2 separate regions of the Homo sapiens genome follow, and region 1 is linked to region 2. A link is an interaction called in ENCODE POLR2A ChIA-PET data of the cell type or tissue named here. Cell type or tissue: Panc1. All regions are shown on one strand. Links, peaks and the distances in the headings refer to the core of each region. The heading gives the core; the rest is flanking DNA.

Region 1 (5,388 bases), core at 76-5,075, 100 kb after region 2:
AAAAAAAAAGAGCATTTCATGGCTGAGCACAGTGGCTCACCCCTGGAATCCCAGCACTTTGGGAGGCCAAGGTGGGAGAATCACTTGAGTCCTAGAGTTAGAGACCAGCCTAGGCAACATAGGAAGACCCCCCATCTCTACAAAAAATAAAAACTAGCCAAATATTGGGGCGCATGCCTATAGTCCCAGGTACTCAGGAGGCTGAGGCAGGAGGACTACTTGGGTCCATGAGGTCAAGGGTTCAGTGAGCCATGATGGCACTGTGCACTCCAGCCTGGGTGACATAGCGACATTCTGTCAAAGACAGAGAGAGAAAGAGAAAGAGAGAGAGGAAAGAAGAAGGAGAAGGAGAGAAAGAAAGAAAGAAAGAAAGAAAGAAGGAGAAAGGAAAGAAAGAGAGGAAAGAAGGAAAGAAAGAAGAAAGAAATAAAAAAGGAAAGAAAGAAGAAAGAAAAAGAAAGAAGAAAGAAAGAAAAGAAAGAAAGAGAAAGGAAAGAAAGAGAGGAAAGAAGGAAAGAAAGAAGAAAGAAATGAAAAAAGGAAAGAAAGAAAAAGAAAAAGAAAGAAAGAAAAGAAAAAAGAAAGAAAGAGGGAGGGAGGGGTGGAGGGAGGGAGGGGTGGAGGGAGGGAGGAAGGAAGGGCTCATATATTTGTCCTCCAAAATAAAGCTTCCAAGGAGGTGCCAGCATTCCAAAAGCAACATCAGATCATAGAAGACAGAGCCTCTCCTATCTTAATAGCTTAGAAGACAGCACGAGAGATTCACATTAAACCCAAGGAAGAACTTCCTGCTGCCAGGGCTGTCCTGGATTGGAATGGGTAAGTGAGACAAGCCCTGTAATATCACCCTCCTTTCTCAGGATCAGATGAGGTATTGACCTGCTTTTAAAACCCAGGAACTGAATGAGGGTGATGGGGAGGCCACAGTGGGAAGTCCCAGCTTAGTCAGGAATTAGCTGCGTGTCCTTGGGCCAGTCCCCTCTCATCTCTATCTCACAGTTTCCTCGTCTTTCAAATGAGAAGGCTGAGAGAATGTACTTCGATGGAGTTTCTGTTTAGGATGTCCCTTAGGATGCCAAGTCTCAGCTCCCTCTCTTCTACCAAATGCAGGAGGCAACATCAGAGATACGAAATCTAAGGTGGGGGTCCCTGGATGAGATGACATTTTTTTGCTCAGGATCCCTTAGGGCCAGAGAAGAGGTTCCAGTGGCCACACATCTGCTGTGACCAGCAAACTTAGCCAAGCCAAAAGCCATGCTCCCCCACCCTCAACAGCCAAGCCAGCCCCAGGAAGAGGGCAGTTCTATCAGAAGCCACTGGTGATCTCACCAAAGGCGGGGTGGTCTTTCTCCCATCCACAGGACCCAAGAGGAGAGGCCAGGGCTGGCCTCACTCATTATGCCAGCCTGGGCCAGCCTTCTTTGGCTGCAAGCTCTGGCCTAACCCTAATGCCTTCTCCCTTCCTAGGCATCCAGAACTCTGCAAACCCCCACTCCTTTGCTATTCAAAGCTGACCTCTACCCGCTGCCTAGACATCGCTGGGGCTTCAACATCTTTGAGAGCCAGGATAGCAAGCATCTGCCTCAACAACCTTCACCCTGTGTACAGATGAAAAAACTGAAGCCCAGAGAGACAAGACTTGCCCAAGATCACAGCCCAAGTCACCGATACAGGCAAGACTGGATCTGAGTCCCCCACATGCAGGATGTGCCGCCACCCTATCTTCAGCTATTGTGACAGCATCCCTTGCACTGAGTCCTCGGGCCCTCAGGGGGTGGGGCCAAGATGAAGCAGGCACGGTGTCACTCCACACCCCCTCTCTTTCCTCTCCTGACTAAGTTTCTCTGGCTTCCCTGAGGCTGCAGGTGTTAATCTGGGGGGCCCTGGGCCCTGAGCCGGCAGCAGAAATATGAGGACCCAGAGCCTTCTCCTCCTGGGGGCCCTCCTGGCTGTGGGGAGTCAGCTGCCTGCTGTCTTTGGCAGGAAGAAGGGAGGTGAGTGCGGGAAATCCCTCTGCTGGGGGGACCAGATTGTCTCTACTTCTCTAGGGAGAGTAAGGGTTTGGGGGAAGGCAGGTAATGCCCTGTGGGGTGTGTGTGCGCGTGTGTGTGTGCGTGCGTGCGTGTGTGTATGTGTGGATGCCTGATTCTTAGTGCTTTCAGAAGCCTGTGTTTTTATGTGTGTACATTTGTGCCTGTCCACCTGCCTGTGTTGGTATCTGTAAGTGTCTTTTCTGCCAGTTTCTCGGTGCTTGTCTGTGCCTGTCTATATGTCAGGGGGTGGCAGGGCGGGGAATGCATGTGCCTGTGTCTGTGTAGACATGTGTCTTTGCGTCTGCTTGTCTGTGCAAAGCTCTGTCTGCACACGTACACTTAGGAATGGCTGCACGCATGTGTCTGAGCTTGGTGCCTGTCCATGTGTGTCTCTGTGCCTTCAGGTGTGGGGAGGGACCCTGTCTGTGCCTGCTGGGCTGTGGTGTGACTGGGTCAGTGGGTCCACCACCCCATCTGTGGAAGGGACTTGGGAATTGAGGAGAGGGTGTGGCTTCTGGGATCTGGGCTTTGTGGGGAGGAAGCTCTGTCTCTAACTCTCATCGCCCCCAACCTCCTGTCCCCATTCCCACCCCTGACAAGGCTGGGGCTGGCCTGCTGACAGGTGAGGGAGGGCTGCTGAGTGGCTAGACAGGTGACTCCTGATCTGGGTGAGGCCTCCACCTGCGTCCTTTTCTGGGGCTGGAACACTCCAACCTACATTCACCTGTGCAACCCTTGCCCTGCCTTAAAGAAAGGGGACAGTAATGGGGACAGGCTGAGGAAGGAAGTACACTGGTGAGCTCCAAGGCTGGACCCTGTGTTGGCTGTGATTCATGCACCATCATCACGTAACTCCTCGACAAGGTGCTGTGAGGACAGGACTATTTTCATCCCCATTTTGCAGATGAGGAAAATTGAGGCATAGCGGGGAACCACTTAACAAGGTCAAAGACTGACTCTGAGTTAGTGCCAAATGTGGCATTTGAATGCAAGTATTTGAAATCAGAAAGATTCACCTTACCAACTATTACAGCAAAAACCCAGGACTGTACAGGACAATGCACCCCCAACATAGGAAGGAGCTGAGAGACCAGAGAATGACTTAGACAAGGCCAGATTAGCAAGTGCATGAGTGCAAGTATTTGAAATCAGAAAGATTCACTTTACCAACTATTACAGCAAAAACCCAGGACTGTACAGGACAATGCACCCCCAACATAGGAAGGAGCTGAGAGAACAAAGAATGACTTAGACAAGGCCAGATTGGCAAGTGCATGAGTTTATTAGGACTTCCAGGCAGGACACTCCTGGAAGGCAACAGGACAGGTCTGGAGACTTACTCCTTGTAAAATGGGGTCCCATGCCTCTCTCTCAGGAGTAAATGGTGTCTCGAGGAATAAGGGCCTGGCACACAGTAAGCACAGCATAAGTGGGTGATTTGGGGGAGTCATTGTGTTCCCAGGGAGCACACCCCAATATTCAGCCCAGCTGCTCAGAGGCAAAGAGCTGGCACAGCAGAAACCGAGCCTGCGCAGGGCCACTCTGCATGGGCAGGTGTGACAAGCTTGTCTCTCCCCCAGTTCACCACACCTTGTCCCCCACTGGTTTCTCTCCTGTAAGACATTGCCGAGCTGTTGGTAGAATTTCAGACAATGGAGGAAGGTGACGAAGCCAAGGGAAGGGAAGTCTCAGTTTGTTGCCTGTGGAAGCCCAGCCGCCTCTGTTTATAAGAGCTCCCCATTCTGCCCCCTTCTCACTCAAACGTCTGGGTGTCTCTGATACAAAGAGCCTGGCATAGTCCCTGATAAACAGCAAGTGCCTAATTAAATGCTGTCAGTGGTTATGTGGTATTGGGAAGATATATGTGTCTGTGTAGCTCTGTGCATATGATTCTGTATATATGACTGTGTATGCTTATGTATGTCTCTCTGTTCACATACATATGCTATATATTTATATATTTATATACATAACTGTGTGTGTCTGAGTGTCTATCTGTGTGTATGTATCTATGTGGGTAGGCATGTGTAAATGACAGTGATTATGTTCCAGCTCATATGTACATACATGACTGCCTGTTTATATATGTTTATAAATATATTGCATATATATAACTCTCTGATATATGTCCATATGTATATATGTGTGTATTAAGTTGAACCATGTAAAATTGCTACTTTTGTAGATAAAACAGTTGACTATCTGCAGTTTCCTACTGTTAAGCCTGTAGCTAATTGTGTGTCTAGATCTAAATGTGCTTGTGTATTTGACTATGTGTGTATCGTCTGTGTGTACAAGTGTATATATTTAACCATGTTTGGATACGATTCTTTTGCTCTCTAAGTCTACACACCCATGGCGCATGCATCTGGATGACCATCTGTGTGTGTGACTGTCTCGATGTACACATCTGTGAGTGGAGAACCTGGTTTGGAGGGACTGTTAGGAAAGGCAGGCAAACAGAGTGAGTGTGACCACCCAGAGCCTCTCACGCCGGCTCTGCACACGCCAGGCTTTTATCCCCACCTCCACATTGCAGCTATCGCAGTTCTTCCACTGGAAATGCCAGCTGTCATGCCCCATCCCTATCTGTCCATTCCCCAAGGCCAGCCCCAGGCCCCTCGCCACAGAAGCTCTCCCTGCCTGACCCACCCGGCTCCACCGGCTTTGAGTGCACGCAGCTCCGTTTGGCCCACCCTTTGAGGCCTGCGCACCTTTGACTTGGACTTGTGAATTCAGGGCTAAACCTTGGACCTCAGACAGTTTCCCAGGAACCCTCCCATCACCCCCACCACCCCAAACCCACACTTTTTCCCCCTCCCCACGCCAAGCCTCTCTTTCTCCAGCAGGGGGCAGCAATTTAATTTAAACCAACCCGATGTGACAGCTGAAGTTGACTTAGCGCACGTAGGATGTGAGCAAGGTGCCTACTTATGTGTGCAGCCAGCACCCAGGCAGGGGGCTGAGGGGGAGGGGCGGACACAGAGGTAAAGTCACAGAACCAGATCCAGCTGCCCCTCGGAACTCTTGAACATTTTCTCTGATGCTGGATTGAATTGAAGACCTGGGACCTGCTCCATCCCTACAGCTCAAAGACAGCTCAGGGTGGACACTCACAGAGGTCAGAGGGAGCCGGGCCCTGGGAGTCCTAAGCCCAGCCCATGTGGGTCTGGACAAGTCACTGCCCTTTTCAGGCCTTGATTTCCTCCTCTACATGGAGGAGGATACTGATTTCCAGCTTTGTGCATGAAATATGAACATGGCCCAAAATCCCAGCAAGAAGAATGTTAGGTAAGCTCTGGGACAGGACACTCTATACCATTCAGAGGAACGCCTCAGAGACAGAGTTAACGCC
Region 2 (5,388 bases), core at 292-5,291:
CCATCTGACTAACAGAGAATTTCTCGGGAGAAACCTTACAGGCCAGGAAAGAATGGCATAATATATTCAAATTACTAAAAGAGAAAACTGTCAGCTAAGAACATTACCCTCAGCAAAGCTATCCTTCAGAAATGAAGGAGAAATAAAATCGTTCAGAGAGAATAAAAATTAAGAGAGGAGGGTGGCAGAACAAGATGGTGGAATAGAAGGCTCCAATGATCCCCCCTGCCCCCACCAAGGTCACCAATTTAACAAGTATCTGCAGAGAAAGATCACCTTTATAAGAACCAAAAAATCAGGTGAGCACTCACAGTAACTGATTTTAACTTTATATCACTGAAAGAGGCGCTGAAGGGGTAGGAAAAACACTTGTATCACTGATGCCACTCCTCCTTCATCTCCCGGTTGCAGGTATGGGGCACAGAGCATTTCTGTGCATGGGGTGAGAGAAAGCACAGCAATTATCAGTTAAAAAGTGGCGGGAATGAAGTTAAAGTATAGAGTCTTTATTAGTTTTCTTTCTCTTGTTTGTTTATGGAAGCAGTGTTAAGTTGTTGTCAGTTTAAATAATGGGTTATAAGATAGTATTTGTGAAGTGTGAGTCTTCCAACTGTGTTCCTCTTAGTCAAGATTGTACGGCTATTTGGGATCCCTTGAAATTCCAAATGAACGTTAGAACCCACTTTTCCATTTCTACAAGAAAGCCATAAAATTTTTGATAAGAATTGCATTGATTCGGGCTGGGCACGGTGGCTGTAATCCTAGCACTTTGGGAGGCCAAGACGGGTGGATTGCCTGAGCTCAGAAGTTCGAGACCAGCTTGGGCAACACGGTGAAACCCCGTCTCTAGTAAAATACAAAAAATTAGCCAAGTATGACAGCGTGCGCCTGTAATCCCAGCTACTCAGGAGGCTGAGACAGGAGAATCGCTTGAGCCTGGGAGGCCGAGGTTGCAGTGAGCTGAGATCGTGCCACTGCACTCCAGCCTGGGCGACAGAGTCAGACTCCATCTCAAAAAAAAAAAAAAAAAAAGAAAAGAAAAAGAGAGAGAATTGCAGTGATTTGATTATCACTTTGGGTAGTGTGCCATCTTAACAATATTAAGTCCTCCATTTCACAAATAAAGGATCTACATCCATTTATTTAGGTCTTTACTTTCTTGGGGAAGTGTTTTGTAGCCTTTAGTGTATAAGATTTACATGTCATGGGTAATTTATATTTCTAAGCATTTTGGTTTTTTTGACATTCTAAATAGAATTGTTTACTGAATTTTAATTTTGAATTTTTCATCATCAATGTATAGAAATACGACCAATTGTTATCTTTTAATCATGTATTCTGCAACATTGGTGATTTCATTTATTAGGTTCCATGGTTTCTTAGTTGATGCTTTGGAATTTTTTGCATATGTATTGTCTGCTAATGAAGGTAGTTTTCCCTGTTCCTTTATTTTTTTAATTTTATTTTTCTATAAGTTATTGGGGTACAGGTGGTATTTGGTTACATGAGTAAGTTCTTTAGTGGAGATTTGTAAGAACCTGGTGCACCCATCACCTGAGCAGTATACACTGCACCATATTTGTTGTCTTTTATCTTTTATCCCCCGCCCCCCTCCCACTCTTCCCCCCAAGTCCCCAAAGTCCACTTTATCATTCTTATTCCTTTGCGTCCTCATAGGTTAGCTCCCACATATCAGTGAGAATGTATGATGTTTAACTTTCCATTCCTGAGTTACTTCACTTGGAATAATCATCTCTAATCTCATCCAGGTCATTGCAAATGCTGTTAATTCATTCCTTTTTATGGCTGAGTAGTATTCCATCATATATACATATATGGGCATCATGGTGAGAGAGAGATCTATATACATATATATATAAAACAGGTTCTCTCCAAGGCACATTTTAATTGCATTGCTGAAAGTCAAAGACAAAGAAAGATTATATATATATATATGAAACACTGATATATATATAAAACATATATATATAAAACTCATATATATATATATATATATATATATATATGTCAGAGTTTCTTTATCTACTCATTGATTGATAGGCATTTGGATTGGTTCCAGGATTTTGCTATTGTGAATTGTGCTGCTATAAACATGGATGTGCAAGTATCTTTTTTGAATAATGACTTCTTTTCCTCCGGGTGGTTACCCAGTAGTGGGATTGCTAGATCATACGGTAGTTCTACTTTTAGTTCTTTAAGGAATCTCCACACCGTTTTCCATAGCAGCTGTACTAGTTTACATTCCCACCAGCAGTGTAGAAGTGTTCCCTGATTGCCGCATCCACACCAACATCTACGGTTTTTCGATTCTTTGAATATGGCCATTCTTATAGGAGTAAGGTGGTATTGCATTGTGGTTTTGATTTGCATTTCCCTGATCATTAGTGATGTTGAGCATTTTTTCATATGTTTGTTGGCCATTTGTATATCTTCTTCTTCTTTTTTTTTTTTTTTTTTTTTTTGAGACGGAGTCTTTGTCTTTCACCCAGGCTGGAGTGCAGTGGCGCGATCTCGGCTCACTTCAAGCTCCGCCTCCCGGGTCCACGCCATTCTCCTGCCTCAGCACTCCCCCCCCACCGCCTCCCGACCAGCTGGGACTACAGGAGCCGGCCACAGCGCCCGGCTAATTTTTTGTATTTTTAGTAGAGACGGGGTTTCACCGTGTTAGTCAGGATGGTCTCGATCTCCTGACCTCGTGATCCGCCCGCCTCGGCCTCCCAAAGTGCTAGGATTACAGGCATGAGCCACCGCGCCCAGCCTGTATATCTTCTTTTAAGGATTGTCTGTTCATGTCCTTAGCCCACTTTTTGGTGGGATTGATCGTTTTTTCTTACTGATTTGTTTGAGTTCGTTGTAAATTCTGGATATTAGTCCTTTGTCAGATGTATAGAATGTGAAGATTTTCTCCCACTCTGTGGGTTGTCCATTTACTCTACTGACTGTTCCTTTTGCTGTGCAAAAGCCCTTTAGTTTAATTAGGTCCCAGCTATTTATCTTTGTTTTAATTGCAATTGCTTTTTGCCTTTTGGTCATGAAATCCTTGCCTAAGCCAATGTCTAGAAGGATTTTTCCAATGTTATCTTCTAGAATTTTTATAGTTTCAGGTATTAGTTTTAAGTCTTTAATCTATCTTGAGTTGATTTTTGTATAAAGTGTGAGATGAGGATCCAGTTTCATTCTCCCACATGTGGGTAGCCAATTATCCCAGCACCATTTGTTGAAAAGGGAATCCTTTTCCCCACTTTATGTTTTTGTTTGCTTTGCCAAAGATCATTTGGCTATAAGTATTTGGGTTTATTTCTGGGTTCTCTATTCTGTTCCATTGGTCTATGTGCCTATTTTTATACCAGTGCCACGCTATTTTGGTGACTATGGCCTTATAGTATAGTTTGAAATCAGGTAGTGTGATGCCTCCAGATTTGTTCTTTTTGCTTAGTCTTGCTTTGGCTATGTGGGCTGTTTTTTGGTTCCATATGAATTTTAGAATTGCTTTTCCTAAATCTGTGAAGAATGATGGTGGTATTTTGATGCGGATTGCCTTGAATTTGTAGATTGCTTTTGGCAGTATGGTCATTCTCACAATATTGATTCTACTCATCCATGAGCATGTATCATGACATCAGCTGGTATACTCCAAGAACTAAAGGAAATCATGGAGAAAAAGACTAAAGAAAAGTATGAAAATCATGTCTCACAATATTGAAATAATTCAAGATAAGCGATGAAGTTGTAAAGTACAATCGCTGAAATAGAAATTCACCAGAGGGGCTCACCAGCAGGTAGGAATGGACAGAAGAAAAACCCAACATAATTATAGGTCAATCGAGATTATACACTCTGAGAAACAGTGAAAAAAAAAAAAAGAATGAAAAAAATGAATAGAGCTTCAAAGACCTATGGAGCATAATCTAGTGTAAAAACATATGCATAATGGGAATTTCAGAAGAGAGAATGAGGCAGAGGATATTTGAAGATATAATGGCTAAAAACATTTTGATTTTGCTTAACAATATTAATCTCCACATCTAAGAAGCTGTTGCTGGTGGGACTATAAAATGGTAGAGTCATTGTAAAAACAGTGTGTCAGTTTCTTCAAGAGTTAAACAGTGTTGCCATGTGACCCAAAAATTCCACTTCCATGATTATACCAAAGAGAACTGAAAATGTATTCACACAAAAATTTGCACATGAATGTCCATAGCAGCATTATTAATAATTAGTAAAAACAAGAGCATCTTGGAAGAAAGGAACCTTGATCTGTACCTTGCATGGAATGCACATATTAATCAATTTGAACCATAAACCTTAATATAGATGCTAAACTTATGCTGCTTCTAGGGAAAGATATCACAAACAGAACATTTTTGCAGCCTTCGAGAAGGCCAAAGTTCTTAGACACAATAATATTCAATTTAAAGGGAAAATAGATATATTTGATTCTGTCACACTTTAAAACTTCTACTCTTCTGAATACACCATCATTAAGAAAATGAAAAAAAAAAAAAAAACCCAAGCCACACACTGGGAGAAAATTTCACTCCTGGGTATTTACCACGGATAATTAAAAATATATGTTATTGTGCCTTGTACAGGGATTTATGTGATATCTTAATTCACAATCGCTCAATTGGGAACACCAAATGTTCATCTATCAGCAGATAAATGGAAGAACAAATATGGAGACTCAAACAATGTAATATTATTCAACAATAAAATAACTGCTGATACATACAAAAACAATGAATCTCAAACATTGAATAACAGTCGGACACAAAAGGTAATGTTATTATATGATTTCATTATGTAAGGATTAAAAACAAGCAAGTTATTAGTTTCTATGTCAGTATAACATTTGCCCCTGAAGGGCTTGGAGTGAATTTGAAAGGGGCATAAGGCAAGATTAATGTTCTATATGCTCATCTAGGTGTTGTGCAACCACATGTATGTGTTTGTCAATCTCATTCAAACAGATATAAGATCTGTGCATTTCTTTGTATGAATTTTACCTCTATTTCAAAGAACATATAATAAAAGATTGTTTTATTATTATTATTTCCAAATTTGTTGTCATTCTGGCACTTTTCCCTGAGCACTTGGGCTGTGATCATCTCACTCAATACATCTAAGCATCTTTATGAGATCATTATTATATCCCCTCATTAAGAGGCAGGAGGTCAGTATCAGAGATCCTGTGGCCCAAGACTATGCAAGTGGTGGGAACCAAAGTTCGTGCTAATTGTACCACAGCACACAGCATTTATGACTCTGGCTCTTTTGCTTGTTTGCATGTCAATTTATGTTTCCCTCTCCCATGCAATCAGCAACATGTCAGGGAAACTGTGTAATGTATTTCTGTCCATACTTAGA

The links. ChIA-PET counts read pairs that join two places held together with the same protein. Peaks named below come from ENCODE experiments on the same cell type or tissue, not always from the same donor. Only the 100,000 strongest peaks of a DNase experiment are listed, where the experiment ranks them.
Region 1: POLR2A ChIA-PET joins it to region 2 with 15 read pairs; 4 of 35 experiments call an interaction of 5 or more read pairs at or near these places.

Annotation. Positions count from the first base shown.
Region 1 is chr20:45,111,605-45,116,992 of GRCh38, reverse strand. It overlaps WFDC5 (WAP four-disulfide core domain 5), which reads left to right and starts at 1,819. Exons shown (of 4, transcript NM_145652.4): 1 at 1,819-1,994. The coding sequence starts at 1,910. RefSeq lists enhancers at 1,382-1,881, 1,882-2,383. In Panc1, for the core only: CTCF peaks have their summits at 4,666 and 4,872 (motif pointing right); no DNase peak of the experiment used is centred there.
Region 2 is chr20:45,212,396-45,217,783 of GRCh38, reverse strand. No RefSeq gene overlaps it. Among named protein-coding and RNA genes, the nearest start is that of SEMG2, 6.3 kb to the left of the region's middle. In Panc1, for the core only: no CTCF peak of the experiment used is centred there; no DNase peak of the experiment used is centred there.